Linked DNA regions of Homo sapiens: region 2 is linked to region 1. Evidence: chromatin loops called from intact Hi-C (ENCODE). Cell type or tissue: sigmoid colon. All regions are shown on one strand. Links, peaks and the distances in the headings refer to the core of each region. The heading gives the core; the rest is flanking DNA.

The links. Peaks named below come from ENCODE experiments on the same cell type or tissue, not always from the same donor. Only the 100,000 strongest peaks of a DNase experiment are listed, where the experiment ranks them.
Region 2: a loop joins it to region 1, with 4 times the contacts of the local background. A loop is called at or near these places in 12 of 110 quality-filtered maps.

Annotation. Positions count from the first base shown.
Region 1 is chr3:73,625,423-73,641,467 of GRCh38, forward strand. PDZRN3-AS1 (PDZRN3 antisense RNA 1) reads left to right here. Exons shown (of 2, transcript NR_046681.1): 2 at 1-2,477. Among named protein-coding and RNA genes, the nearest start is that of PDZRN3, 8.5 kb to the left of the region's middle. In sigmoid colon, for the core only: no CTCF peak of the experiment used is centred there; no DNase peak of the experiment used is centred there.
Region 2 is chr3:73,712,213-73,728,257 of GRCh38, forward strand. No RefSeq gene overlaps it. Among named protein-coding and RNA genes, the nearest start is that of LINC02005, 89 kb to the right of the region's middle. In sigmoid colon, for the core only: no CTCF peak of the experiment used is centred there; DNase peaks (open chromatin) are centred at 7,379 and 7,829; H3K4me3 peaks cover 456 bases; H3K27ac peaks cover 572 bases.

The sequences.
Region 1 (16,045 bases), core at 5,004-10,003:
GAGCCTGCGGGAAGCTCCGGCTGCAACTTCAGTTCTGACCAGAGGTTCTGTGAACCTTCAGGATTTAGCAGGTTTCCAGGACCGGTGGGTGAATCTACCCGGGGAAGTTTTGGTGGACAAGAGCTGCTCGCCAGCTGTCGGAGTGGGAGAGGCCAGCGTGCTGGCTCCATCCACTTCACCTAACACCTCTGAAGTGTCTGCCCTGCAGTGTGGCAAGCGTGGTGCTGAGCGCTTCTAAATCCGTCGCTTTAAAGATCATTAGTACAATGTTGTGAGAGGGTTAGCTCCATTTGAAAATTATTTTCCCGTGATTACAAAAGAAGCGATGCTGACTGCAGAAGTTAGAACTGGGAGAAGACTCATCACCCCCATGATCATGTCAACAACTGCCCTCCTTCAGTTTTGGTTTGTTTTGTGTGTACACTCTGTCATCTTTCCATTGAGGAAACTCAGGCTAGAAGAAGGATAAAAACAAAACAGAAAACAAAACAAAACAAAAGTGCCCTGTAGGGTCCTGTAGGTCAGTGTTTCTCACATTTTAATGTGGTTGCGGTTCTGATACAGTGGGTCTGGGGCGGGTTCTGAGAATCTCCATACTGAAAGCACTTCCAAGTGATGCCAATGCTGCTAGTCCATGCTGGTCCTTGGATTCCCACTTGATTGGAAAACCCTGGCGATCCATAGATCTGGACATTCATTCCCTGCAGTACAGCAAACCTGGCTGGGTAGGATTCAGCAACAGTCCTGAGCAATGGAGGAATATTTTTGGAATTCCAAACTGGGTGTAAAGTTCATAGCATCATCCATTGATTTTATTTTATTTTATTTTTACCTCCCAAGGCTATAGACATTCCTAAGAAACACGCAGTCAGCTTTTGGTGAGAGTGGAATCAAGCTATGGAATTCTCATTTGGAATCTGCTTCCAGTTTCTGAACAGTGAAGCGGGAGAGTTCTGAACAGTAAAGCAGGAGCTCTGTATTCAGCGAGACTCTGGGGCCTGGAAAGTGGGATTACAGCATCCATTTTGTCTAATTGCTTTCCTTCTTTCTTTTATGTGGCTGCTAAAGCCCCATGACCTTCACTATTTAACTGCTTCATCAGAGTGAAAGAATTGCCTTGATGTTCATAAGGATTACTTGTTTCACACTGACCTTTAAAAAGTTGTCACTCACTAGATTTTTCAGTGCATGGTTGAGGTCACTGGACAGTGTTCTTTAATCAGTTTTGGTGGCATTTGTTGCCTATTTGAGGTGGAGACTTTCTTTTAATTGCTTTAATCAATTAATGCATTGCTTTGATAGGATTCTGCATGGGGTGGAATATTATTGGCCTTTGTTCAGATAAGCTTGTGCCAGGGAATCCTCCATCAGTATATTCATTAAACTGCTCATGGGCTCTCAGATAATGGGTAGGAAACAAATTCTTTCACCAAAGGTGTGTGGGCTTGTCAGTTTCACAGAATGAGCTAGTGTCAACAGGGTGATAATCTTCAAACCAAACTGGTTTTGAGAAACAGAGAAGTTCTGTCCTACACCATAAATGTAAATTAGTGCTTACTTGGGGTGTACACTTTTTTGGAGATGTTCTACCACCCCTCGGGTGGTCTCCCAGATGGCAGATTGAGAGGTTGTTGCTGAAATGCTACAGCTGAGGCCACAGAGAAGCCATAGCCTACTGTGGATTGGCCTCTTTAGGCAAAAGGAAAGTCTGTGCCACTCCTCAATGGTTAATTTTAGTATCAAAATTCTTGGAGGTTAGAAAAAAAATCCTACAATGTCAGAGCTGGCAAGACTATTATTTCAGTCACCAAACTTAACAGGAGAAACGAGAGCCAAAAATATTAGGAAAAAGGAGTTGAGGGCAGAGTTACTCAACCTTGGTACTACTGACATTTTCATTCAAATAATTATTTGTTGTGGTGTGTGTGGGGGTGGGGGGTTGGTTATCGTCTGCATTGCAGGATATTTAGGAGCATCTCTGGCCACTATCCAATAGACATAGTAACAACCCCTTGTTGTGACAACCAGGTTGAGAACCACAGTTTTAAGGAAGCTTTCTGCTCATTACTGAAGTCAGGCAATGCTGTCAGCCCACATTTTCTGCTGGCTGTGGAACCACCTGGTGAATGCTGCACAGTGAGAGAGGGATGTTATTATAAATCGAAAACTCAAGGCACCATACCAATAAACATGAATAAAAACTGTAGGAAGATGAATGTTTGGTGTGGCAGGCCTCCTGAGAAAAGTAGCTGATTTTTCTGACATGGATTAGATACTTACTCAACCGTCCCAGAAACATCTGAGTGTTTATATATGGATGAATTCCTTGTGGACAGCTGGATTGGTCACTTTGCAAATTATTTTTGCGACTTCCACTACCTCTTGCTCTTACCCCTTCCTTTTATCATCTGATTCTGCACTTTCTAACCAAAATGTGGCCCCAAGCCTAATAAAAATACTATTTCTATATTCACCACGATCCCATTCTGATTTTAAACTCTGTTTTTAGTGTTCTTTCCATCAGCATGTTTAATCAGAAGTTGATAATAATATCTACCACTTTTTTGGGAACTGTTACTAGGTATCAGGCACTGTGCTCAGCACTTGACCTTCATTGTCTCATTAATCCTCACTGCACATAGAGAGGTAGATATGTTGTCCACCCTGTTTTACAGATGGAGAGACTGAGGTTTATAGAGGTTACATAAGATATCTAAGTAGGCGTAGGTACCTTATAAGGTTACATAAGGTATGCCTCCAGTCAGGGATGTCAACAGGAGAATTTCAGAACCCTCACTCTTAATCACCATAAGCATTATGCGTCTCCTCCATAAGCTCCAGCTCAGGAGGCACTCCCTTACAAATGATATGGATAAGAACTCCACCCCTCCATGTTTGCTGGTTATCAATCCTCAGCTGCTCGTAGGGTCTGGATAATTTGTGGCTTCAGTACTAGAAAAAACAAACAAAAAGAAAGTCAAGGGTTTTTACATTTGTTTTTTAAATTTTCTTCCCCAGGCGTACATATTTGTATTCTACTAGCTAAAATAGCACTATACAATTAGATAAGGATCTGCTTTTACCAAATGAAAGTACCACCAGAGCGTAATAAGGTACAGCAGTCATCCACAAAAACAAGTGTGAAACATTTCGGTCAGACTGCTTGCCTGTTAACATAGCCAATGTTAGCCATCCTGGAGCCTGACACATTCGTTTGGCCATGGGTTGAAAGGTAGGGAGAAGAGAAGGTAGTTCTCTATTCTGGAGACTTTTGAAGACTTTGGTAAGTCAGGATGAGTTATCACAGTAGGGACACTAGGCAGAAGAACAAGAATTGCGAAAATACTTCTTACAAATTTGAGCAAATTCTGGTCTGCAAAAGTCTGGCTCTCCTTTCCCAACTCTCCAGATGGGATTAGTTTCCACAGCCCCAAGCACATACCCTTGTATAACAATGATCACACTTGAAATGTCTTAATTTATCTAATAATTATTTAGTAGCTATTATATGCAAAGAAGAGGCTGTTCTTGCACTGGGGCTACAAAGGCTACCAAAAATAATAAGCAGTGTCCCTCCCCTCTTAAGCCTTCATTTCACGATAAGGAACAGCAGATATCAATAAATGAATAATAAATGAGATGATTATGGAATATGATAAGTTCCCTAATACAGTGCTGCTCAAAGTGTGGTCTGGGGACCAGAAACATGGGCATAACCTGGAAGCATGTTGAAAGTGCAGAATCTCAGGCCGCACCTTGGACCTACTGAATCAGAATCTGCCTTTTAGCAAGATCACCAAGTGATTTGTGTGCACTTAAAGTTTGAGAATCACTGCTGTCAACACCATAAAAGCAGCTTACATGCTGGAGAAAAATCAAAGGGGCCCATTTGAAATAGGGCTGTCTGGGGAGGGGAAGTGTGAGTTGTCGCTTGAAGGGTGAGACTGAGCCAGCAATAGCTGGGAGAAGAACAATCCAGGCAGAACAAGAGAAAGTGCTGAGGTTCGAAGCAAGCACATGGTCTATTTGAATTAGACAGAGTGTGCCTAGAACTTGGAGCAGAGTAAGCCGAGCGAAGAAGAATCAAACAAGGGTAAAAAGTAGGCGAGAACCAAATGGACACGGGCCTGCAGGACCTGTGGAGGAAAGAGATTGAATTGATTCTAGTGCTGATTGGCACTGAAGTATTTTGGGCAGCAGAGGAGCACAGCTTGATCAATGTCTAGTGTCCATGCCACATATTACACTCTATTATAGAGTAGGGCAATCGTGTTCACGTTCTGTCCCCCATGTTTAACACTTAGTAGAAACGTAATAAATATTGAACAAATAACTGTTCCCTCTTCCTGCTCCATGTAAGTTCCTGCTGCTCAGCTCTTAAGCGTGGGTTGGTACTACCAGCATGAGGTATATGTATCACAGTATGAGTTAAATAGGCCTCTGTGTCCTAGTTGGAGTACCTATCAACATTTAGAACATTGTTCCCATAACAAAATCAATTCAGAATTATGAACAGCCAACTCCCACATGAATAAGTAGATCACTATCTGGTTGCGAATTGGTAGGCTTTGTATAGACTATGCATGTGTATATATACATATAAATGTTCACATACATACCTATGTATTTATAAACATACATGTACGTGCATACATACATGCATGTGGAACAAAAAAATTGTTTAGCTGAGCATAACAGAACATCCAAATAACCATGGAATAAACTAGTTAGAAATTAATCTCTCTCTCAAGTGAAAAAATATGAGCCATTGTTAGCAGGCTGAGGCTGGTATAGTGGCTTCCAGGTCACCAGGGACTCAGGATTCTTTTCTCTTTCTGCTCCACCATCTGTAGGGCCTGGCGTCTATGCTCATTTCATGGAGCGAGATAGCTGCTGCACAGCCAACCATTCCAGGCAGAAAAATGGAGGAAGAAGGGGCAGGCCAACCTGATTAACCTAGGGGAAGTAGCTTAACTTAATCAGGTTGGCCTGCCCCTTCCTTCAGGAGCTTTTCTGGAAGCTCCACCCAACTACCTTCTCTTGCATCTCAGCAGCAACAGAATTTATGAAATGTACTCTTTTACAAAGGCACATTGCTTCCTGGAATATTAATAGGTTCTACCCTAAGATATCACTTTTTGCATCCACTATGACGACCTAAGACAAAAAGAGAGACAGTAACAAGTGTTGACAAGGATGCAGAGAAATTGGAATCCCCACATGTTGCTGTTGGGATTGTAAAATGGGGCAGCCACTTTGGAAAATAGTTTGGCAGTTCCTCAGAATGTTAAATATTGAGTGACCATATGACCTAGGAGTCCCTCTCATGGAGAGAACTGAAAACACATGTTCACCCCAAAACTCATACACAAATGTTCATAGCAGCATTATTCATAATAACCAAAAAGTTGAACCAATCCAAATATCCACCAACTGATGAATGTATAAACAAAAGGTTGTATATCCATGCAATAGAATACCATTCACCATAAAAAGAAATGAAGTACTGATTCATACTACAACATGGATTTATATTGAATACATTATTCTAAGTGAAAGAACAAATGAGAGACCACATGTTTATTATTCCATTTATATATAATATGTAGAGGTAGAAATTAGATTAGGGCTTAGCAAAAGCTTGGGGAAGGGGGAAATGGGGAATGACTGCTAATGGGTAGAGGTTTCTTCTTTGCACATGATGAAAATGTTCTAAAATTAATTGTGCCAATGGTTACCTAACTCTGTGAATATACTAAAAAACACTGAATTGTACTCTTTAAAACGGTGAATTTTGTGGCATATGAATTACATCTTGATAAAGCTATTCTAAAAGTGCAAAAATGGTAGTAGGGTTCTGTTAATAAGGAAGAAGGGGTTGATGGCTATTAGATACACAAGTGTCATTCTCCATTTGTCTAGATACATTCATAAGCTATTTTTGTTTTCAAAATTATTTGTATTAAAGTAGGGTTTATTTTCCTGTTCATGCTAAAGGCTGCATGTTTAAAGATTACTGAATTAAATTGCATTCAGACTCTTTTTGGCTGCAAGTTTCTGAAGCCCAATTCAAAGTGAATAGGAATTTTTAAAATGGAAAGAATAGGCCACATCATTAAAAAGTCCAGGAAGTAAAGTGACTTCAGGCATGGCTGCATCCAGGTGCTCACATGAACACATTAAGAATCTGCTCTGCTTTCCCTTGGGTTAGCTTCCTTCTCAGGCACTCTCCCCACATGGTTATACACCTTCTGCAGTCCATATTTGCATCTCACTACCTTATCATCCCTAGCACAAAGAGCACTGTTTTCCTAATAGTTCCAATAAGTGTTCAAGGCATGACTCCTGACCTGCCTTAGGTTATCTGCCAACTCCTGAGCCAGGGAGTGGAAACATTCTCACCCAGACCACAGGAAATGAAGGTAAGGGAATGAGGGGTTTCCCACAAAGAGATGCCAGAAAGACAAAAAAAGTATGTCCACTATAGTCTTATTACAAGAGTCATCAGTAGTCATCACCCTCTTCCTTCAGCTAAATCACATGAAAGGTACAGTTTCTGAAGTGGAACTTAAAGTTTGAAAGTGTAAAAGATATCTGTAATGTTGGTCAGTGTTGCATCCCCAGGACCAGGGATGTTGTTTGGCTCCTACCGGCCGCTCAATAAACGTGTTGATTGGCTTTGTAATTTACCCATATATTTCCTGGTCCTAACACACTTTTTGGTTCTTAAACCTCAGAGATACTTGGTTATTCCTAAGGTGAAAAAAATCAAGCCATGACATCTGAAGAGTATAACTTATGATTACATGAATTCCTCTGTCAAAAATAAGACAACTTAATCATCACAAATGCATGGGAAGTTATAAAATCATAAAAATACATATATATACATACAGGCATACGTATATGTACACATACATAGAAATACACACAAGCACTAATTTCATTAATAACTAATTTGGAAAAGCTGCTTTTCCAATATTTAAGTATCAATTTACAGTATGTTCCTTAACATAAACAAGCTCTTTAAAGTCCTTGCAGCTCAAGCCTGTGATCTAGGAACTCATTAATTTTAATTTTTCTCCTGGCACCTTCTACTGCACTCTCATTTACTCGGTCTGTAAAATTATGATAATAATAATCCATGTTTAGGTAGCATACAGTAATAATTGTTAATTAACTAATTTTTATATGTAGAACCCCCTGAAGATTTTACACAAGTGCTGAGTATTATTATTTTAGGGTGGTGGTACAGATTCAACTTTCTGTTTTCAAGTGAGACAGGTCACACTCAAATATTGCATTCTCTTCAGGAATGGAATATTATAAACTGCTTCCATGGGCCATCCCATTGCTGACTGATTTGACATGTGAAACCCTGCAGTATGATAGCACTTTCTCTTGATGCCTAGAGCCTCAAATACCCAGAACTGTGTTCAGTGTTTCATCCAAGGGGGCCTCTTTACAGTAAAATATAAACTGCTTTGGCAGGGACATCAGCTGACACAGACCTGAACACAGATGATGCAGTGTTGCAGCTCTCAAAACTAGTGACTTCCGGAGAGCCTCCTGCCCATAATACATAGCACACAATGCTTTCATTTAAATGTCATTTGATTGTACTAAAAAATTAGGCTTGCCCTTTGTTTTGTTTTGTTTTTCTGTTGCTGTTTTTTTTTTTAATCATTTTTATGACAAAAGAATAACATCTTTTCTTCTGGGAGGGCTTCAGGCAGAACATTTTTCAGATGTCAGCCAACCAAGAGAAATGTGACATTCCTGTTCTTTGAAATCGTGTCCTGAGACTGTGGTTTTGGTACCCAGATCAAACTGGCACTTGGCAATGAAAAAGCCAGAACAAAATATTAACAAAACTGGTCCTACAGTGGTATGGTGTTTCTAGGATAATCGTTTGTTATATTTTAACAAAGTTCACTTTAACCTTTCATTCTATTTTCATTGTTGTACAAGAACAGACACGTAACGTTTCACAAAGCTGGCTATGAACTTCTACAGGGACAAAAAGTAATCGTGGAAAAAACTTCAGCAATGGTAATATTTTTCTATACAGGTAAAATGGAAAATGTGTCCAAATGCTGGCATACTCTCTGTAATTTTGGCAAACATCACACTCCATCTTGACAGAATATAAAGAGCCTTAGAAGTGGAATCCAGAAAGATGAAAGGACTTGAAGGACAGTGAGTCAGTTTGTCATTGGTGGGAATCTTCGTAGTAACTTATAATTTATCTGTGGGTTGTGTAAGCTTACAGATGAAGATAAAGCTGGAATCAGAGAGCTCCTACTGATTTTCCCTCTATTCTAAGTTTCTGATGGTTCTTTAAACTAGAGGAAGTGTTTCTAACTTTTGTAATGTATGTTTTTTGTTTTTGTTTTTGTTTTTCCAGAAGGGTCATAACTGCCTAGCCATGATGGGGATTAACCAGTTTACAAATGGAATGGGGTAGGCAGGGATGAAGCGTGATGGTCTGAAAATTGCACACAATTCCAGAGACTAGCAAAGACTTATGAGTATCTTCTGGGCAGAGCCAAAAGATGCTCCACATTCCATACTTTAATTGGGAATGACGCATTTTTTTCTCCTTGCAGAATTCACCCCATGGATAGACTTCTTATCTTGGTTTTTTGGCATTTGATAAAAAAATCATTGAATTAAGCAAATAGTATATATGGTTAAACCAACCCTGAGTCATTGAATAAGACGAGTCTGTTCATTAGAAAGAATTTCATCAAAGAAACAATATGTATGATTGTGCTCTGCATCAGGGTTGGCAGGCTTTTTCTGCAAAGAGCCAGATAGTAAATACTCTCAGCTTTGCGGGCCATGTGGTCTCTGTCACAACTCTTCAGATCTGATGTTGTAGCACAAAAGCAGCCCATGGACAATATGTAAATGAATACATGTGGCTGTGCTCTAATAAAACTTTATTTTCAAAAGGGCTGGATTTGGTACATGTGCCTTAGTTTGTCTTAGTTTCCGCAACTATCTATGAATATGCTGCTTTTCTGGCAAGACAAAATGATTAGAACTTCAGACTACTGAGGCCATGGTAACAAAATAGACTAATATGGACTTTATAATAAATAGATGCTCAATAAATGATTGTACAATCAGCTTGGGGAATATAGGGAGACCCTATCTCTACAGATAATTTTTTAAAAATTAGCCAAGCATGGTGGCACCCACCTGTGGTCCCAGCTACTTAAGAGTCTGAGGTGGGAGGATCAACTGAGCCCAGGAGGTCGAGGCTGCAGTGAGCCATGATCATGCCACTGAACTCCAGCCTGGGTGTCAGAGTGAGATCCTGTCTCGAAAGGAAAAAAAAAGATTGTTTAAAGGAGACAGTAGTGCTGTATGAACTTGGGAGTGAGAAAAACCTACATTCAAATCCTGATTCTACTACCTATTGGCTGTACAACCTTTGCAAGTCACTCATTTCACTTGAGTTTCTGTAAAAGGGAGATATTATTAGTATCTGCTTCATAGAGTTGAGCTAGATTAAATGGAAACACAGGTAAAGTGCTTGGCATAGTGCAGGGCACACACTGAGCTGAATAACATTAAGACTAAATGAATGGCTGTAAGGAGGATGGGATTGCCTATGCTTCCTGAAGCCATCACCCACAAACCAGGCCCAGGCCCAGATGCTCTGCCCTGGAGCCATGGAACTCAAAGATACCAGGGATCTACAATCAAGCGTTGCTCAGCAAAGGGGATGCGTCCTAAGAACTATTAGGCAGTTTCATTGTTGTGCAAACATCATAGAGAGTACTTGCAAACCTAGACGGTAAGGCCTACTGCATGCCTAGGCTATAGGGTATAGTCCACTGTTCTTTGGCTACAAACCTGTACAACATGTATTGTGACACAATGGTAAGTATTTATGTTTCTGAACACAAAAAAGATACAGTAAAAATGCAGTATAAAAGATGAAAAATGGAACACTTGTATAAGGCACTTACTCTGGAGCTTATAGGACTGGAAGTTGCTCTGGGTGAGTCAGTGAGTGAGTGGTGTGTGAATTGAAGGCCTAGGACATTACTGCAGACTTTATAAACACTGTACACTTAGGCTACACCAAATTTTTAAAAATTTCTTTCTTCAATAATAGGTTAATCTTAGTTTACTATAACTTTTTTACTTTTAAACTTTTTAATTTTTTAAAACTTTTAGACTCGTAATAGCTTAAAACACAAACACATTATGCAGCTGTACAAAAGTATATTCTTTCTTTATATCCTTATTCTATAAGCTTTTTCTTATTTTTAATTTAAAAATTTTTGTTCTTTTAGACTTGTTGTTAAAAACCAAGACACAAAACATATTATCCTAGGCCTACACAGGGTTAGGATCATCAGTGTCACTGTCTTCCACCTCTACATCTTTTCTCACTGGAAGGTCTGCAGGTGCAATGACATGCCTGGAGCTGTCCTCTCCTATGATACCTATGCCTTCTTCTGGAATTCTTCCTGGAGGTCTTGCCTGAGGCTGTTTTATAGTTAACTTAAAAAAATAAGTAGAGTCCGGGTGTGGTGGCTCACACCTGTAGTCCCAGCACTTCGGGAGGCCGAGGCAGGTGGATCATGAGGTCAAAAGATCAAGACAATCCTGGCCAACATGGTAAAACCCCATTTCTACTAAAAATACAAAAATTAGCTAGGCGTGGTGGCATGAGCCTCCCAGCTACTTGGGAGGCTGAGGCAAGAGAATTGCTTGAACCCAGGAGGCGGAGGTTGCAGTGAGCTGAGATCATGCCACTGCACTCCAGCCTGGCAACAGAGCAAGACTCCGTCTCAAACAAAAAAAAAAAAAGAAAAAAAGATGTAGAAGGAGTACACCCTAGAATGACAATAAAAAGTACAGTTTAGCAAATACTAGGCTATAGGAAGTTTTTAGCTCCATTGTAAACTATGGGACCATTATTGTGTATTCAGTCCATGGTTGGCAGGAATGTCATTATGTGGCACATGACTAGTTATGGGCTATAGATATGGAGGGAGAAATGGAGTGATATTAAGAAGCAGTTTTCTGGCAAATTTTGCCATAAAGGAATTAGAGGACAAAAGATAAGAAAAGACCATATCAGAGTTACATGTGAATCATCTGTCTCTTGTAGTTATTTATTATTCTGTTTATTAGCCAGTTAATCACTATAACGATTTTGACAGCACGTGAAACAAATGAAGATGCAAAGAACGCGAAGTCCTCTCTCTTTAGAAAAAGAAATGGTGCCAATAGTCTTTCAGGCAATTCCTCGAAAGTGAATAACTAGACGTCATTGTCTTTCAAAGCTAAATGTGTCCACCATGCTAACTAAAAAACGAAAGGAACTTTGCAGGAACCCTATAACTGAGATTGCCAGTTAAGATGCCCTCATTACTAAAAATGTGTTTTTAACAAATGAGGAAAACATTTGTTCATCCTTTGTTTACAGGGACCAACTGGAGGCAGCAATTGGAGAGCTATTTGTTTGAGGAAGTCATAAGTTCATGTCTTATTCACCTCTGTGTCCCCAAGATTGAGCATGGTCCTTGGCATAGAGTAGATGTTCAATAAGTGCCCATGGCATTGTTGACTGAAAGAAGAGAAGGTGCCATGGCTTTCTCAGACTTCCAAGGGCACAGACACACAGGTCTGGAGCATTCTGCTATTCAAAGCCCTTTCACAGTGCTGAGGGGCATATTGGAGACAGAAAGTGATTGCATCATATTATATGCTTGGCATAATTACACCATAGGCTTTTGTCTCCCTTGGTGCCTGCCAGTCTCAAAACACATGTCACATCCTCCCTTTGCTTATGTCAAGCACTGGGGTTGCCCACTCATTACATTTGGGACTTGTGAACTCTATGTCTATATCCTGAGTCACTTAAGCCTGGAGTTCCATGCTTGGGAGAATCAGGATGGCTTTTGTCCAAAGAAGATGACAAATAATGGGCATTTGAGTCCAGAAGGAAAAGACAAAAGTAGCAGACAAGGACCAGCTGAGGCTGAATCAGATCCCCAATGTGGACCGTGCTGATAGAGATCATTTCCTAGTTTTCTCTTAGCTTAAAAAAATTATGAATAAAGCTGCTTTTCCTTAAATCTCAAAGTGGGAGTTTAATCTGTAGGATGCTATAGACTCTCCCTTCTAAATCTCTCTCCCATCCATTTACTTCATTCCTTTGCCACCATCCTCATTCAAGCCACCATCTCTCTTTCCTGGAAAATGGATGCTTTTCAAAGTAGCCCCACCCCCCATCCCTGCATGACCCTTGCATTTTATTCAGCACACTGCTGCCAGAAAGGTCTTTTTAAAATGGAAAAATGGTCCAGAACCACCCCCTGCTTAAAGCTGTTTAATAGGTTCCCATTTCTCTTAAGAGAAAAATTGTCATCCTGCATTTCACTTCTAAGACTGGGCATGATCTCACTCTGCCTGTTTTGCCAGCCTCATTCTGAGTTCCTTCTACTTCTGCATCCAGCAATTAAAGACACTGCCAATTGTCCCCCAATAGCCATTCTTCCGTGTGTGTGTGTGTGTGTGTGTGTGTGTGTGTGTGTTTTAAATAAAACAAGCTGAGTTTTCCCTAGGCCTGTGATGACCCATCCAAAAACTACACCACTTCCAGCCTTTCAGAGTTCTGACCAATAAGTCACAAGCAGAAGTGATGTAGAAAACTTCCATGTTGTTCCTTAAAAGGGAGGAGGCCTACCCTCTGCTCCAACTCTTGTCCCTCCTACTGGCTAGCATGCAGACCAAGCACATTTGACAAGGCAGGGGTCCAAACGATAGCCCACAGGCCAAACTCATCCCACTACCTGTTTATGTAAATAAAATCTTACTGGAATACAGCCATGTCCATTCCCTTAGGCATAGTCTGTGGTTACTTTCACAGTAAAAGGTTAGAGTTGAGAAGTTGCAAAAGAGACCATCTGAACTACAAAGCCAAATATTTCCAATCTGCTCCTTTACAGAAAAATTTTCCAACCCCTGTCCTAGGAGATGCAGACCAATATGATAGAAGGAGCCTTGGTTTACGGCAGTTTAGAGCTGGCCATATTAGTCAAAACAGCCCTTTTGGGACGTTAAATCTAAAAAGTAAATCTATCTTGTTTAAGCCTCTGCATGTGGGCTTCTGTTGAAGAGTTCCTCAACCTCAGCATTATTGACATTGTGGATCTGATAATTCCTTGTTTTAGGGATCTGTGCTGTGCATTGTGCGATGATAAGCAGCGTGCTTGGCATCTACCCATTAGATGCCAACAGAATTCATCTTCTAGTTGTGACAACTAAAAAATGTCTCCAGACATTGCCAAGTGTACCTTGGGGAGCAAGGTCACCCCTGGTTGAGAATTACTGTGTTAGAACAACCTAAACAGCTATGCCGGGCTTCTCACTCTCCTCAAGCATGCCAGGACCTCCCCCAATCACTCGGGACTCACACGTGCTGTCTCCTTTGCAGAAATGCTCATACCCCCTTCTCCCTTAGCTATCTCCTACTTAACTTTCACATGTCACCTTCAACATCACCTTTTCAGGGAACCTCCAGTGATCCTCTGACTAAATGAACACTCTAACAGTTGCCTCTAATGTTCCTATGTAGCAATATTGTGATTACTGGTATAATGTTCACCACTCATAGGCACACATGAAGTCCCTCAGTAAATGGTTGTTGACTGGCTTACTATGTGCCATTGTAATTTTCAGGGGAAAGCAATTTTTAGGGGAAACCACAATTACTTTTGCACTAAGCCAACAGTTATGGTAGAGGAGGCAAACATGGGTCTTACCATGGTACTGACTGAGGGGAGAGGCATTCATATTTCTCATTAGAAAATGAGGGAGAAGCAGCCAGGGAGAAATAGAGTCTCTTATGTCCCAGAATTCCCATAAGCCAAGGGACCTGCCTTCCCTTAGCAGGCCAGAACATCTGCAAAAGTTGGTGCATTTCTGTATTTCAGAGCAACATATGGATTTATACTTTGCCTTTGGTTTTGAAATCATTTGCTTTTTAGCCCTGCACTTTTCAAGCTAAGCTATATGTGATATGATTTATTAACCCTGTACTACCCTCTGCTAAGTAAAGTTGAAAATAATCCCTAGGATCACATTTTACATTCACATGCAGATAAATATGTGAACCCTACATTACCCAGTCCCTGCCATTCTCTGAGGCAAGAGGTGAAACATTCCGACAGGTCTGTGTGCTTCCTTAGCACAGGGCCATAAGGAGAGACGTGTGTGGTCTACTTAATACCTTTAACTTACTTTCTTTTTCTCTTCAGTCAATTAGATTTTGTCTTCTCTCTCAACCCCTCTTGTCAGACTTCTGAGCCTGCAAAGCAAAAACCTCTTTCTTTGTCAAGATCCTGAGAATTCTGTAAGTGAACCTGGATACTGTAATAAAGGGACCCTCTTTTTCCTCCCTTTCTGGGACATACACTAGTTGTATGTGTGTGCACATGTGTGTGCTAATGGTTGCAAGAGATATTTTACCAACATACCAAAAGCATGTATTTTGGAGTCAGATCTGGTTTTGAGACTTATTTCTACCAGTTATTACAATGCTAGGAATACTGTAAGAAATTACATGATCTCTCTGAGCCTTAGTTTACTTACCTTTTAAATGGGGCTAACAATACTTACTTCAAGGTAACATTGTGTGAACTGAATTACACAGCACCTTGCACATAGTAAGCATTTTATGAATATTAGTTATTTCTATGATCCATTCACTCTGTCCTCCTAGGACCCCTGGGGCCAGTTACAGACATTCCTGAGATAACCAGCTGGGGGATGGAACAGACAGTGACTGTCCTCTGCTAACCAGACCATATGGGACTTCACGACTTTACCTTGACCCATCCATTTGAGGTAGCCTCTGGCAGATATTTCAAGAGACAGAATATCTTTATCATCCTAATTCTAGGAGTACATAAGGCAAGCAGTACCTGTGTACTGAAACTAGCCCTTCCACGGAGCTTCACTGTTTGCATGTGTGCAAACCTGGGCCCATGCGTGCAAGCTCATGCTTGCTTCTCAGAACCTTGGTATGCTACTCAAGAAATCTTTATCTTGTGACTTTTCTGTGAAAATCACTGTGCTATGCTCTGTCAATTTTGCAGAGAACCTGCAGACATTTGCCCAGCTTCAGAGCCTTCCTTTCTCCTCCCCTACTTGGCTAGAATTGTTTTTTGGTCATGGATGGAAGGTGTGCATAACAGCTGAAAGAAGCCTTGGAATAAGAAGACGGCATAGACAGATTGTGAAGCCACATCAGAGTGAGGGTGGGGCTGGGAAGACGGAAATAAGAGCAAACTGTCAAAGAATCCTAAGCTGGGCCAGGCACAGTGGCTCACGCCTGTAATCCCAGCACTTTGGGAGGCCGAGGGGGGCAGATCATGAGGTCAGGAGATCGAGACCATCCTGGCTAACACGGTGAAATCCCGCCTCAAATAAAAAAATTAGCCGGGCATGGTGGCGGGTGCCTGTAGTCTCAGCTACTCGGGAGGCTGAGGCAGGAGAATGGCGTGAACCTGGGAGGCGGCGCTTGCAGTAAGCGGAGATCGCACCACTGCACTCCAGCCTGGGCAAGGGAGCGAGACTCCGTCTCAAAAAAAAAAAAAAATCCTAAGCTGTAAATTATCAAACCGAGCCTAAATAAGCATCGAGGAATTTTGTCCCTAGTTGGGTAATAATGATAATAATAGCTGGAACTTGCTGTGCGCTTACTATATGCCCAAAATTTAGCGAAGATGCAAATTACATCATTTAGTCCTCAGAAAAACCCTAGTGTGGTAGATACTGTTACTCTCATTTGAAAGATGAGAAAGGTGAGGCCCATATTTACCCAAAACTTTTGGGCAGACCTGCAAATAACCAAGCAGAATTTCAGACTCCCATGTGTTGCCAGATCTTGAACTCAGCATGGCATGCAGTGGGGTCCAAAGCGTTCCATGTAGTGAAAAGCCTGAAGATCTTTGTGGTTGAGGGTGCCAGGTACACTTCAAATCCATTTTCCCATCTATGACATGATGAT
Region 2 (16,045 bases), core at 5,412-10,411, 87 kb after region 1:
GTTTTCCCAGTAATATCTGTTTTTTCAGCTCCAGGATCCCAAAGTACATTTAGCTATTATATCTCCTTGCCTCCAGCCTGAAACAATGATCATGTTCGTCTTAATTACTTGGATAATATGTCTTCTGGGTTCCTCTGCTCTCAAGTTAATACTTTCTCCTTTGTAATTAATAAGTGTCTTAAGGAAGATACTTTGAGATTCTACAGATATGCCATTGTATCGTTTTGTTGCCCACTAATTTTAGCATCCATCAGTGGATCTTGCCTGTCTTAATTATTACTGTGATGTTCTAACAGTGATTTTCTATTTCCCTCATTCTCCTTACATTTATTAATTCCTTCAACTTCATTTGAATTTAAAGTTGTTACTGTAAAAATAGTCATGAATAGTTTTTTTTGAGTGCTTACTTGGTGCCAGGTATTGGACAAAACACTTGAACACTCACGGTGTCATTTGATGCCCATGGTAACCCTTTGAATTAGATACAGTTATGTCCATTTTACAGATTAGCAAATGGAGGCCCAGAGAGGCCAAATAATTTGACCATGGTCAACAGAATGGAGTCAGCATCCCACCCATGTTTGTCTGATGCTAAAACCTGTTCTCTTACTCCCTACAAAATGCTGCCTCGCTTTGGTTAAAGCACTTGTTTTGTTAGAAGTTCTGTGAGAAATCTCGCTGCCACCAGAAACTCACCCTCAAAATGCTTCCCAGAGTCTAACTCATTTCCCTAAGCCTTAACATTCTGTCTTGTTATTTTTCCCAAAACATTGCAATATTTCTCACTGAGGACAGGATGATGTCAGAAGTTCTTAACCCACACTGAAGACATCTATTATAATATCTGACTCTAAACTGACCTTCCATGGCTTCCCTATATTAGTTCTCCACTCTAGTCAAATTTTCTATTTACAATGGCCTGTTAATTAATTGTGTTTTCTTTCTTTCTGCTTTGCTTTTCTATTTCATTTAGTTTGGAATGTTTTTTTTCTTTCTCTTCTTGTAAATCCTGCCCATTTCTTAAAGCACATGAGCTAGTGGAGGTGGAAGGTAGAGCCATAGGAAGTGGAAATCCTGTGGGCTCTACCTTCAACACTTATTCAGAATCTGGCTCAAACCCGCTTCCAACAGCTATTACTCAGGTCCCAGCTACTATCAACTGGCTCTGGGATTGATGCAATTGCCTCCTAATGGTTGTACCTGCTTCTATTCTTTTCCTGCTACAGCCTGTCCTCTACACAGCAGCCAGAGTGATCCTTTAAAAATGTACGTCAAAAGAGGTCACTCCTCTGCCAGACCCTGCAATGGCTCTCATTTCACTAAGAGTCTAAGTGTGTAGAAAGGCCAGGAAGACCCAACCACGTCGGCTCCACTTCCCACTTCCCCACCATCATCTCCCCAACCTGATGTCTTTCAACTCTCACCTTTGTTCGCACCAGCCCAGCTACACTGACCTCTGTGCTGTTGCTGGAATATTCTAGGTTCACTGAGGCTGCAGAGCCTTTGCCTTGGCTGGTCCCTCTGCCTGGAATGCCCTTCCTCCAGATATTCACATGGCTCATTCAGCTCCTTCAGTGTTGACTCACATGTCACCTTCTCAATGAGGCCTACTCTAATATTGCAGCACCTCCAATCATCCTTACTTTACTCCATCTTTTCCCATTTTTCACAGTACTTATTGCCTTCTAATAAACTCTACAGTTGTTTTTACATCTGTGGTTTACTATCTGGAATGTCAGTTCTAGAAGGGCAGGAATCTCTGTTCTGCTCATGGATGTATTCCAAGCAGCTAGGACCGAGGCTGGCACATAGAATGTCCTCAGGAAATGATATTTGAATGATTGACGTGTCTCATTCAAAATGACCTCCTCCTCATCTGTTGTCGTGCGATATGCATCATGGCTGAACCATTCTTTTCGTATATCGTGTATGCACTGCCTCACTTCATTTCTGGTACCCACGACCTGTCTTCCCAACTAGATTGTAAGTTTGGAGTGGTGACATCTGTGGTTTCATCTTGCGAATGATCCAATCTGCCTTCTTTGGCACAGCACTCTAATTTTCCTTAATGGAAACTATCCTTTCTCCATCTCTTAATCCATGTGATTTTGGTTGGGCTAATATTATTCTGCCCCAGGGATGGATGTGTGGCCCAGACTTATCTGAATAGAACATGGCATTACCCTAGCAACAGGGATTGCTTTGGAAATGTCTATTGACTCCACCAAGGTACTGATGGGGAAATAGGAGTACTTTTTTTCTATTGAGATTGCTAGAAATTTCTAGTATATCTCTTTGCCCTACTTTTTGAGTTCGTGTCTGGAATTAATGCTTTAACAGAAGAAAGCAGAGTTCAGAAATGAACAGTGGCAGATTTGTGACAACATTACTTAAGTACCTAGATCCAGTTATGCCTAAAGTCCAGCCCTAGAGTTTTCCAGTTACCTGAGCTAATGTGTCAATTTTTAAGAAACTAAAGCCAGTTTTACTAAAGTCAATAGTACAGTGCCTTATGCTATTTATTTACTTATTCATTTATTCTTAAATCTGTTTCATGAAGAACTTAAAGATGTTTACAGAGGTACATACAACTGTAAAATCAAGAGTTTAAAAAATAGTCGAAGAAAACAAGATAAGGGAGCAAAAGAGAGGAAAAAAATATATTAGTCTGCAAAGCATCTGCTGGGAAGTTCTGTACATTTTCATGGTAGGCCACACATTTAGCCCTGATATTTCAAGAGCCAAGGTTAAAAGTACAGTGAAGTTGGTTATAATCCCAGCACTTTGGGAGGCCGAGGCGGGTGGATCACGAGATCAGGAGATGGAGACCATCCTGGCTAACATGGTGAAACTCCATCTCTACTAAAAATACAAAAAATTAGCCAGGTGTGGTGGTGGGCGCCTGTAGTCCTGGCTACTCGGGAGGCTGAGGTGGGAGAATGGCGTGAACCTGGGAGGCGGAGCTTGCAGTGAGCTGAGATTGCGCCACTGCACTCCAGCCTGGGTGACAGAGTGAGACTCTGTCTCAAAAAAAAAAAAAAAAAAAAAAAAAAAAAAAGAGTCACAGCATACATAAAAGACATGAAACTGTGAAATTCCAGACTGGAGAGATTGATCTTATTTATCACCTATTTCTGGAACTCCGTAGGTTTATTAAAAGAATTAAATAAACGAATGCAAACAAGTTGTATAGAGCTACCCAAATACTGCTGCTGTTGAGGCCACAGGGAATTACCTGCAATAATCTATCTAACTCTTAGTTTAACAGTATTATTCCGAATCATAAAATTCACTCATCCAGGTTTCTCTTTGGGCTATAAACATTATAGTCATATAATGATTTGGACTTGAATTAAATAACAAAAACCCTCCAAATTGCATTTATTTTATGGGTAAGTTTGGCTTTGTGCAACAAGTGCGTTGTTTGTAAAGTAGATTATGTCACAAACATTATTTATCTTGACATTTGTATGCTTCTTTATGTTTTGTACACAACTTTGAAATTGTAGGTGATTAGGGGTTCTACATAGAATGGTAACTTCTCGTTGCTTTGAGTTATTTGCTCTTTTTCATGTTTTCTTTTTGAGACAGGGTCTCACTCTGTCACCCAGGCTGGAGTGCAGTGGCACAATCAGGGCTCATTGCAGCTTCGACCTCCTATGGCTCAGGTGATCCTCCCAGCAGAACCTCCTGGGTAGCTGGCACTACAGGTATGTACTACCACTCCTGGCTAATGTTTTTATTTTTTGGTAGAGAGGGGGTTTGCTATGTTGCCCAGACTAGTCTCAAACTCCTAGGCTCAAGTGATCCACCTGCCTTGGCCTCCCAACGTTTTGGGATGACAGACATGAGCCACCATGGCTCAATGGTGGCTTTTGGCTTCAATCTGTCAGCTCTATGATCAAGCCAACCCACTAGCCTCTCTGTTCATTAACTTCATCACTTCCAATAATCTTTTCTTCTATCTACCTCAATCAGCCCAGAACTACACTTATCAAGAAATATACTTCCTCCTATCCTTCCAAATCATTTTCCCAGCACAATAATTCCATCCATTCCTTCAAGACGTCTAGCCATTGATTCTACCACTTTGTCTTCTTCTGAGACACCTCTCATATCTTTTCCCCATTTGCCCAGGTGAGAGTCCGAAGTCTAACATTCTTATTCTTGTCTTCCATATACCTGCAAATTTCTTGCCCTGGCACATCCCATCCCTAGTTATATCCTCAACCCAACCCTCTGCCTGCTCCATGCTTGATCCCCAGCAAGGAAATGTGATGTGAGGAAACGCTGCTGATGGGTTCCACATTACATTTACAGACACCATATCAAGTGGGAAAGAGTGTAGTTCTGCAACTTGATTACATATCCTTAGTTGGTTTATTCGCTTACTCATCTAGGTGACTCATGTTTATTAAAGCTTTGTGTTTCCCTAATCCTGGGTGGAAGAGAGTTTGCCCATCTTCCCAATCACCTCTGAACATGTACTGCATCTGCATTCTCATTCTCTGTGTACTGGGTCTCTTCTTTTCTCATCTACTCACACACTTCACTCCTGCAGTTGACACTGCTCTTTCCTACATAATCCATTTCTCGCTCTCTTCTGGATTGTCTCTACCAGCTTACAAACAGGATAAGCAATCTTCCTTCTTGAAAAACCTCCCAAGTCTCCACTTCCATGTCCTACCACTGTCCCATTTCTCTGCTCTTCTTTATAAAATATGTTCACTGGGATAGTTATGTCTACTCACTGTCCTTCCTTCTCCATGTACCATTCTTTCCTAACTCATTCCAATCAGGTTTTCATCTCCACCACTTCACTGAAACTGCTTTTGTCAAGGTCACTGATATGGGTTGGCTCTGTGTCCCCACCCAAATCTCATCTTGAACTGTACTCCCATAATTCCCATAATTCCCATGTGTTGTGGGAGGGACCTGGTGGGAGATAATTTGAATCACGGGGGCAGATTCCTCTGTACTGTTCTTGTGGTAATGAATAAGTCTCAGAGGTTTCTGCTTTCGCACTTCTCTCATTTTCTCTTGCCGCTATGATGTTTAAGAAGTGCCTTTTGCCTCCTGCCATGATTCTGAGGCCTCCCCAGCCATGTGGAACTGTAAGTCCAATTAAGCCTCTTTCTCTTCCCAGTCTTTATCAGCAGCATGAAAGTGAACTAATACAGTCACCAAGGGCCTCCATTTTGCCAAATCCAATGATTCCTTACCTCCCACTGGGTCCCTCCCACAACACATGGGGATTATGGGAACTACAATTCAAAGTGAGATTTGGGTGGGGACACAGCAAAACCACATCACCAATCCTACTCCTGTCTCAGGGCCTTTGCACTTGCTCTACCTCCACCTGAAATCTTCCTCCACTAGATCTTCACATGACTTGCTCACTCGTTTCATTCAGTGTTCTGCACATGTCTCCTCCTCAGAGAGGCCTTCCCTGACACCCCATCTAACAGTGCCTCCTGCCTCCATTGTTCTCTGTCCTCTTGTCCTGCTTTGAATTCCTTCATAGCACTTAGCACAAACTGACATGACTTTATAAATTTCTTTGTTTCCTACTTGGCTGCACCACTAGAATGGAAACTCTCTGAGGACATGGGACATCTTTGTCTTGTTCACTGTGGAATTTCTAGTGTTTAGAACAATTTCTGACAAATTGTAGATATTGAATACTACTTAGATAAATAGCTACAGTCATTTATTAGAATATGGATGTGTAACAGACACAGCACTAGGTGCTATGAATACTGGGACAAATGAGACTATTCCTGCCCTCGAGGAGTTGCCAGTCTTGTGCGGTCATTCTTGACATGTTCTCCTTGGGCCATCAGCATTGGCATCATGTGGGAATTTATTAGAAAGACAAATTCTCAGATCCCATCTGGACCTACTGAAATAGCAACACCATGAGTGGGGCATCTGTCTGCATCTTAACAGGACCTCCTGACAGCACAGATGTGGGGTGGAGTTTGAGAACCACTGGTCTAGTGGGAAAGTCAGATCTTAAGCAGTTATGGTATAGTGCTGGCCAGTGTCATTAGCAAATGCTAGAAGTTTAAAGAATTTCTTTGTTATAGGTAAGACTACTGTGCCAGTTCAAATAAATTCCCCAGCATATTTGTCATTTTCCATTTTCTTATTGTTTCCATTTTTCTAAAGCAAGTGAACTTATACTCTGAACAGAAGGGAAAGAAAAACAAAACCAAAACCAAAACTGCAGGTTCAAGACCAAGGGAGTTGTAGCCTAGTTTAACCAGTTTTCTAAATCCAGTTAAACTAGGTTATAACTCTCGGGGCTGGCCCACGCTCTGTGCTGTTTAAATTACAGAATCTCAAAGTGGATTGGAACAACAGGCCCAGTGTTGCCTGGTGTGAGCCTGCAAAGTACCTAGACAATAGAAGTCACTCACAAACAAGGACTTAATACAGTGCTACGGATCAAAACCTCAGTGGAAAGTTAGCCTTGGTCCAAGAAAGCAGGCCAGCTCGATTTCAGCCCCACTCTATCTGCACTGTCCACATGTGAGTGTCTCTGCTTGAGGTTTCTGTTAATGAGTTATTAGTACAGTTTTTAGTGAACACCAGTGGGCTATTTCCCCACCACCCTTACAAACACCAATTAGCCTGTCCAGACCTCTGATTTCAGCATCAGATAAAAAGAAGACCTCCTGGATGTTTCTACCTCATATTTACCCACTGAGCAATACTTTGTGAACCAGTTTAATTGGCTTGAATACCTCAGACATGCTATCAGCTGATAAATCAGCAGGCGGCTCTTAGAAAATTAGGTCAACCTTAATCTTATTTTATTTAGAACCTGGAGTTGGAAAGAAAGAAAGAAAGAAAGAGAGAGAGAGAAAAAAAAGAAAAGAAAGGAAGGAAAAGGATAGAAGTTTGACTAGGTTTCATTGTGTTGAATTTATTGGCTATTTCAAATCTTCCAGGATGTCTGCTGAAGCCCATATGAAAACAGTTAAATGCTATTCTAACAGACTCCAATATGCTAGGAATATGATAGGGGATGTTGAATGGAAAATTCTCTAATTACTATGTTCATATTTCATGGTGAAATATATTCAAGATTAACTATATTCTAATGGGATGGTACATGTATCCAAAACATTTGGGGGCAGCTTGGTTGGGTGGGAAGGAAAAATAGCTTAATTAGGCCAGAGATAGAGTGTTCATAGAATTTCTTGTTGTACACAGCTAGTTTTAAATTTCTTGTTTCACAACTTTGAGCTACTGTTTATGAAATCAGCATTGTTAGGAAATAAATTTGGTCAGCATGCCCATCTTTCCATTTCTACACATGTGGGGCCATATTTGATGCAATGTGAGCCGTTAAGAGTCAGGGCAGCCGCCTAAGGTAAGGTATGAGGTACATAAGGCCCTCTGTGGGTTTCACAGTCATCTACTGAACTTGGAAGCCAGTCAGATTTTCTGAAAATATACTGAAAATGACGTTAAACTACAAAGCCGAGTTTTCAATATGTTGTAAACATCCTCACAGCGAGAGCAAAAATAGCCCACTTTGATTCATTGCCTGCCAATGCTTGCTCTCAAGAGTAGCCAAGAGGAGCAAAGAAGCTGGAAAGGAAAAAAGAAAACCAGAAAGAGACAAACAGAGAGACAAGAGAGAGAAAAAGGGTCGCGGGTTAAGAGAGACAGAGAGAGAGAGCAAGAGAGGAAATTTTAAAGTAAACAAGCAGCTCTAAGTACCCTGGACTTAACTTGCTGAAAACTTCAGTGGAAAGGGCAAGCCTCACTCGGAGGATCCTCGGATAATAAAAGACGTCTTGGTTTTATGAAGGTAACTGGCATTGGCAGAGCTGCTGGCTGCCTGCCTGCATAGTCCCACGACCTATGACTTAATTTGGATTTTGGATTCATGCAAATATGAGCATCAGAGAGGAAATAAAGTCTCAGCTGACAACCAGAATGAATTTCCTAGCAGAGCTCATGAGTACATCCTTACTGTGGAGAAATAAGGGGTTTTCCAGGGCTTCCCAATTCTCAATGCTTCTAGCACTTGGATATAAAATGTTAAGCAGGGTCCATTTATAGATGACAGAGGGAGGAAAAAATTACAAGAAGAAATGATGTTCATAATATTTAGAGTACGCGCATGGGAAAGATATTCAAAAGAAACAATGCTGATTATGTAAATATTTTCACTCCAAAGTTTGATGAAGTTAGTATTTGTTTTCTTATTCTCTACTATTTTTATTGCAAATTTATAGAATTTAACATTTTTTTCTTTTACAATGGCATTTTTAATTGAGTTTTTAAAACCTTCAAGCATGTTTAATTCCATTGCATTCTTCTTCTTATTCCATATTCCTTTGAGTAGCTCACATCTTTCAAAAAACTTTGCTCCTGGATCTCGTAGACTCAATTTTAGAACTGATGTTCCCTGTTTCAGGCCACCATATTTGCTCTATTTAATAACATGTTATTCCAGGGATTTCATAGATCACCAGAGAAGCCCTAGTTATCTGCTTCAGCCCAGATTCCTGGGTCCAAATCCCAGTTGCACAGTTTGATAATTGTTCAACTTTCACAAGTTACATATTTTCTCTGTAATTCAGTTTCCCCATTTTCAAAATGGAGACAAAAATAATACCTATCACATAGGGTTGTTGTGGAGGTTAAATGAGTTGGTATAAATTAAACGCTAGAATAATTCCTGGCACATGGTAAGTACCATAGAAATGTTAGTTGTTATTCTGAGTCACTCAATCATTAATTTATACATTCAAGTTTTATTGGGTTATCTATGCTCTACTCCTCTGACTACAGGGCCTTTGCAACTATAGTTCTCTTCGTCTCTGTTTTTTCCCTCTTTACTCGAATAAACTATACTCTTCCTAACTTAACCTGAATGCCATTTTCTCTCAGAGGTTCCCCTGTACCCCCAGAATAGATCAGATTTTCAGTGTCCTCAGTTCCCTTCCTTCATCACGTTTATAAGAGAGTTTGTAATTATGCATTTGGCTTTTATTATTTGGCAACTATATGCTCCTCCCTAGACCATGCACCCCATAAGAGCATGTACCACGCAAGTTTTTGTTCACCATTGTATCCTCAGTGACTAGCGGAGAGTAGATGTTCAAGAAGTAATTGCTGCTGAACCAGCGGGCAAATGTGCCATCACTGTACTGGGCACTAATGAGTAAAGATCAGTAATTCCTGCTCTTAAGGTACTTGCAGACAACTAGAGGCTGGAGTCCAGTCTGGACTCAATTTCAATTGTCCAGGTGAATAATGAGGAAAAGCACAACCTAGGGCAGTGGCAATGTTTCAGATCACCTGGCTCTGTGGCCTCATCATCTGCCCTGGTGGCCTCCAGAACACTTGATGGCAGGGTCCCAAGAACAGGCAATAAGAATCTGGCTAGCAGAGGAGGATAAAGTGCCTATGCCCTTTCAGAAAATTGCCCTTGGGAACCCTCAATTCGTACTGAATCTCTAGCTTAATGATAGCAGGAAACTCCAAGAAATTTCTCTCCAATTTTTTTCTTGGATAACTTATTCAGGCTGCTACTGACAGTGCCTCTGCAAAGCTTCCTCTTCCTGTAAAATAATTTTAAACTTAATTGTGAGTTCAGTGGTAGTTGTGATTCTCAGATGTCTATTCTTTTAAGGAGTTGGCATTGGTCTACTGTTTTATGCATAACATTTGACTGCATCTTCAAACTTTGCCTGGTGTTTCACTACCAGGCATACTCAGTTCATCTACGTAGTGTGGAGAAAAATGGAGATTGGAGGACTTCATCTCAAAACTTTAATCCAGCCAAGCTTGTATCTTATTTCTATTTCCTTTCTACACTCACAGGAATAATAGTTTTACAGCGATGAACATCATCAACATACATTTATTAAGTACTTATAGCTTAGTAAGTAGGTCATGGCATATAGGACTTTAGGTTATAGGTCTTTTATATCTCTACCAATAGCTGGTTATATGACTTCAGGTTAATTACTTAATATACTGTGCCCTCATTTTCTTTCTGTATTATGCAGGTTATTTTGATACTTGCATCATAGTTTCTGTGAAGTTCAAGTGTGAGGAAGCAGTGAAGTAATTAGATCAGGGGTCCCCAACCTCCAGGCTGCAGACCTATACACAGGCCTATTAGGAACCAGGCTGCATAGCAGCAGGTGAGCAGCAGGCGAGTGAGCGTTACTGTCTGAGCTCCACCTCCTGTCAGATCAGTGGTGGCATTAGATTCTCATAGGAGTGTGAACTCTATTGTGAACTGTGCATGTGAGGGTTGTAGATAAAGTGCCCCTTATGATAATCTAACTAATGCCTGATGATCTGAGGTGGAAGAGTTTCATCCCTAAACCATCTCCCCCAACTCTTCCCTGGTCCATGGAAAAAACTGTCTTCCATGAAACTATTCCCTGGTGTCAAAAAGGTTGAGGACCAATAGCTTAGATAATACATGCACAGAATGCTCAATAATGGTAGGAATAAGGCTGATGCTGGTACTGATAATGTGTTCCTCGTTTGTGAAGTTCATCATGATCTCAACTCAGGAATTTACATTAAAGTTGTCCTGGACTGCCTATGTATCTAGGTATGTGCTAGAGGCAAACTCAAATTATCTCCAGAGGAAGTCACTTCAACTTAAGTCACATAGAATCCCCTCAAATACTTAAGGACAATGACCAACATACAGTTAAAAATAATCAAGCACATAAGGAAACAAGGAAATAAGGCAACAAGAGTGAGAGTTGAGAGTGAGAACCAGCAGGGACAACAGAGAGCAAAAACAATGAAGACTTCAGATATTGGACTCATCAATACAAAATTATAAAACAATGAATTCAGAGTATTTACATCAATAAAAAGCAAGCTTGAGAATACCTACAAGCAATAGGAAACTCTAAAAATGGCAGAGATGAGCTCTGGGTATCATTGTAGCTGAATCTTTTCATTAGTTTTCCCTTTACCATAGCCCTTTACACAGCCTGGTCTGCCAATTTCCCATTTTAGGTCTGGGCCTTGACTTGAACCCTAATTTTAAAGTTGGGGTCCCAAAACATGCTCTTTGATATGTTGCTTCCTCTAGAATGGGATTGATTCCACTTCCTGTGCTTCCTTGGCAGAGTTGGAAATCTTGCCAGGAATGAACAGATATCCTGGGACTTCAACTTGTTGTAGGGTAGTAGCAAATCTCACTCCCTATCCTCTGTCCACTTTGGTTTCTATTTCACAGAGAACAGATCTCAAAGTGGTTAAAACAATAAAGAATTTTATTATTTCACAAAACAGGAAATCAAAAGGTAGCCTGGGCTGTAGGGTTGGTTAATTCAGCAGTTCAGCAATGAACTCAGATTCTTTCTGCCTTACCATCCACACCATTGGCTTGATTCTACAGCTGGTTTTACTCTTCATCTCAAAGTGGCTGTCAGGAGCAATCAGAAGCATTTGTGTGTTTATTCAAACCCAGTCAGGGAGAGAGAAAGTGAGGCTCCCCAAAATCGCTGGCTAAAAGTCTTTTCTTTGTTCTGATTGGGCCAACACAAGTCATGTGGGCACCCTGCTAAACATATTTACTGATTGGCTTAAATCCGAATTTCTCAACCAATCACTGGCAAGAAAGAACTGATTTAGAGAAACGGCTTAGACCAGTGAGTGGTTCCTGATTCTCCATGGGGCTGAAACTAGCACTGTGAGGAAATGTAAGGGGCTGTTGTTGTCACAATGATTTGAGAGAACAGGTGGAATAGAAGTTAAATGTCTTGCAAAGCATAAAGAAGATGACAATATAGTCTCACACAGTACGAAACTGTCCTCTGACCTGCAGGATATTAAAAAAAGACCTTTATTGAGATATAATTTACATACCATAGAACTCACCTATTTAAAGTACACAGTTTAATGTTTTTTACATTATTCAAGGAGTTTTACAACTATCACTATGATCAATTTTAGAACATTTTCATCTTTCTCTCTTCCCAAAAAACCCATACTCATAGCAATCACTCAATCTCCCACTCTCAGTCCTAGGAAATCTCTAATCTACCTCCTGCCTCTATAGATTGTCCTAGTCTGGATTTTTGATATACAGTCAGGTGTCACTTAACAATGGCAATACTTTCTGAGAAATGTGTTGTTATGAAGTTTTATTGTTGTGTAACATCATAGTGTGTACTTATACTAACCTAGATGGTATGGCCTACTACATACCTGCGATATATAGTATAGTTTGTTGCTCTTAGGCTACAAATCTGTACAACATGTGACTGTAGTGAGTACTGTAAGCAATTGTTACACAAAAGTATTTATGTATCTAAACATATGTAAACATAGAAGAAGTACCTGTGTTAGGCTGTTCTTGCATTGCTCTAAAGAAGTACCTGAGGCTGAGTAATTTATAAATAAAAGAGGTTCCTTTGTCTCATGTTTCTGCAGCCAGCACAGGAAACATAGCTCTGGCATCTACTTGATTTCTGGGGAGGTCTCAAGGAGATTTTACTCGTGGCAGAAGGCAAAGCAGGAGCAGGTATGCCACATGGCCAGAACAGGAGCAAGAGAGAGAAGTGGGGAGGTGCCACACACTTAAACAACCAGATCTTGTGAGAACTCACTCACTATCACAAGGAGAGCACCAAGCCATGAGGGATCCACTCCAAGGACCCAAACACTTCCCACTGGGCCCCATCTCCAACACTGGGTATTACATTTCAACATGAGATTTGGTGGGGATATATATATATATACACAAACTATATTGGAGCTGTAAAAATATGGTATGGTAATCTTATGGGACTACTGTTGTGTATACAGTCTGTCATTGACCAAAACATCAGCAGCACATGACTGTAAATCAAATGAAACAATATGTGGACTTTGGTGGCTGGCTTCTTTTAGTTAGCATGTTTTCAAAGTTCATCCATGTTGTAGTATGCATCAGTACTTCATTCTTTTTCAGTGTGAATAAGATGTTCAGTGTGAATGAACAATGTTCCATTGTTTGGAGATACCATATTTTATTTATCCATTCATCATAATGAATATTGAATCTTCATTGATGGGCATTTCAGTTGTTTTCTCTTTTTTGCTGTTTTGGACACTCACATACAAAGTTTTGGGTGAACGTATGCTTACCTTTCTCTTGGGTATATACCTAGTAATGGAATTGCTGGATCATATGGCAACTCTATTTTTAAACTTCGGAGGAACTGCTAGACTGTTTTCCAAAGCAGCTGCACCATTTTACATTCTTCCTTGATCTGCAGGTGGGAATATCTCTATAACCATTTGAGTGCATTATATGACTGATTTACATATAAACATAAAGCACTGATTTGCAAGATACAATTGGCAACCACACTATTTGTTGTATTTCGGTTACCAAAAAAACACATCTTCTATCAGTCTATACCAGTGGCTGTCAGCCAGAGGTAATCTTTCCCCCAGAGGCAGTTTGCAATGTCTGGAGACATTTTCGGTTGTGAGGTGTGTGTGTGTATGTGTGTGTATGTGTGTGTGTGTATGTGTGTGTGTTACTAGTGTCTAGTAGATGGAGTCCAGGGATGCTGTTATATATCTTACAATGCATAAGACAGCCCCCGACAACAACAATAAAAAGACTTATCTAGCCCAAAATGTCAATAGTGCTGAGGCTGAGAAAACATGATGTCAACTCAGAGTCCTCAAATTCACAATGCTTCTTTTTACAAGTACACCACTTTCCTAGTATTTATTATGTGCTTTAAAGGAGTCATGCCTGGGCATTTTCTGATTGGAATGCATATAATCTTATTATAGGAAATGTTTAAAATCTTTTATATCATAGTTAGGAAATTATGTAGATTGTATAAAATATATAGATTATACTAGCTTTGAGCTTCATTTCTGGATAATACAATTGCTAGAACAGGAATCAATGGCTTGGATCCCTCAGGTTCAACACTGGGAGCTGGGATGGGTGCAGCTTCCTCAGAGACCATTGAGCCTCCAGGGGAGGGATGGATGCTGGAGGGAAACTGGGGCTCTGTGAGGGAGGAGGAAGAGGAGAATGCTGCACAGACAGTAAACAGGGTCTACTATAATTCCTAGTGTTTGCAAAGATCCAGATTTAGCTCCTGGGGAAGCCTAACTGTATTTCCTACCTTGTTACTTTATAATCTTCTTTCTTTTGTAGCTTCAACTCATTTCAGTAGATTATGTTATTTGCAACCAAAAAGATCCAGAAGTAAAACAAAGGCAGGTGGGAAGATAATGTAAGTGAAGGAAAAAATAGTTTGATATCCTCGTAAGTTTAAAGAAGGACTGTTATAGATATGAATTAAAATTGTCTTGCCTGTTGCCTTTTATCAGCAGATGTGGCTATGGGGCTTATCCGTTTACAAATTTGAAAAAGATGGAGAAAACTTAGGCTTCATATTGAAGATGCTGCAGAGTTTGCATGTGGGCAACAAAGGCTTCACAACAAACGAGGTGTCATGGGAAAAATAAGAGCTGAAAACGTTTCCTGCCTCTGGGAAGTTGGTGCTATGAAAGTTTCCTCTGCTAAGTAATCAAGTAGCACATTTCTCTACTGGTCTGTGAAGAAGAAGGCAGTACTATGGCTGACGAGTTAAACTTTTCTTTGCAGCTTCGAACCTCACTGTGCGTGAGAATCTCAGCATATGTGTCCAAGCCTACCTCTGCATGTTTGGGTTTAAATCAGATTCCTGGATACTGCTCTAAGGGATGACAGTCTTAGTAGGTCCTGTGGGTGCCTGGGAATCTGCATTTTAAACAAATGCTTCCTCCTCATCCTTTATTCCCCTCTCCTCTTCATGATTTTGATCCAGGCTTTGAGAATTTTGCTTTAGATGTAATGATTCTTGTCTTTTTCATGACTGAGGCAAGAGTTGGGAAAGACAGTGCTGCCAGCTTGTCGTGCTGCAGTGAGCTTACTCAGATCCGTTTGTCAGCTCAGCTTTCTGACTGCTTAGAGAGCCAGAGAAGCTGGCTCTTCTGGGAATGGCTGACATTCCCGCGACAATGGAATTTCCTTTGCTGCAGAAGATGTGGCTTGCATCACGCTGTGCACAGATTTTGTTGCTACTCAGTAAGATTTCCCTGAAGTGGCCTCAATTGAGTGATGGCTAGGAATGGGGCTTGCAGGCCCTGAGAGCACACTGATTGCAGTGTGAACATCATGCAGGGTTTTGCAATGCAGAGGAAAATGGTGTTGGGCCAGTGATCATGTCGGCTGCCTTATGAAATGTACTTCTTGTGCCCTCGCAGAGGAGTTACTCTTGATACTGACCAGGGTTAGCGGAAGTGATGAATGTATTTATATGTGTATATAACCCCTGATGGGTTGAAGTTTCTGTGTTTTCAATGGACTTTGATGTGGAGGAGAAAATACATTTCAAGAAGAAATCCCTGTAGGAGAGAAGCCTGGGTGCCTTCCCCCTCCCCCAAAGGCATTCTGATCCAGATAGAAAGCAGGCCCTGAGGATATAAAAATTTGAAGTGCTGTGGAAAACAGTAATTTCAGCTGGGACTGCTGGTGGGTGTGGAGAGATGACTCAGATTCATGAAAGAGAATCAAAGACATCCTGGAAAGAAGAAATGTGTTTGGTAGCATATGGCTGTTTTGCCTTTTTCTTTCTGGGAATGGGGGAGCTTTGAGAAGGAATACAGGGCATATACTAGTGTTAGGGAGGACTAGGGAGCTAGATGTCACCTGCCAAGGCCAGAGGTGTCCTTAGAAAGAACAATAGGCCATCTTGGTGACAGAAATGGTACTAGTGCTTCCTGGATAGCAAATACCAGGAACTCTGTAGCACTGCTCTCCTCACCCTTCCCCATAACTGACATTGCCAGTGGATCACAGTGCCCTTTTTCACTTGAGGCAGTCATTAGCAACACGTCAGAGTTAGCACTCCAGATGAGATTGAAGATACTTAAGCATTCCACCGAAGAAGATCAGAGAGAACTTCTCAGACCAGATGAAATGTAGAAACAAGACAAATATCACAGAATGGTTCCAAAGCTTCAAAATATCTTGGGGGATTCT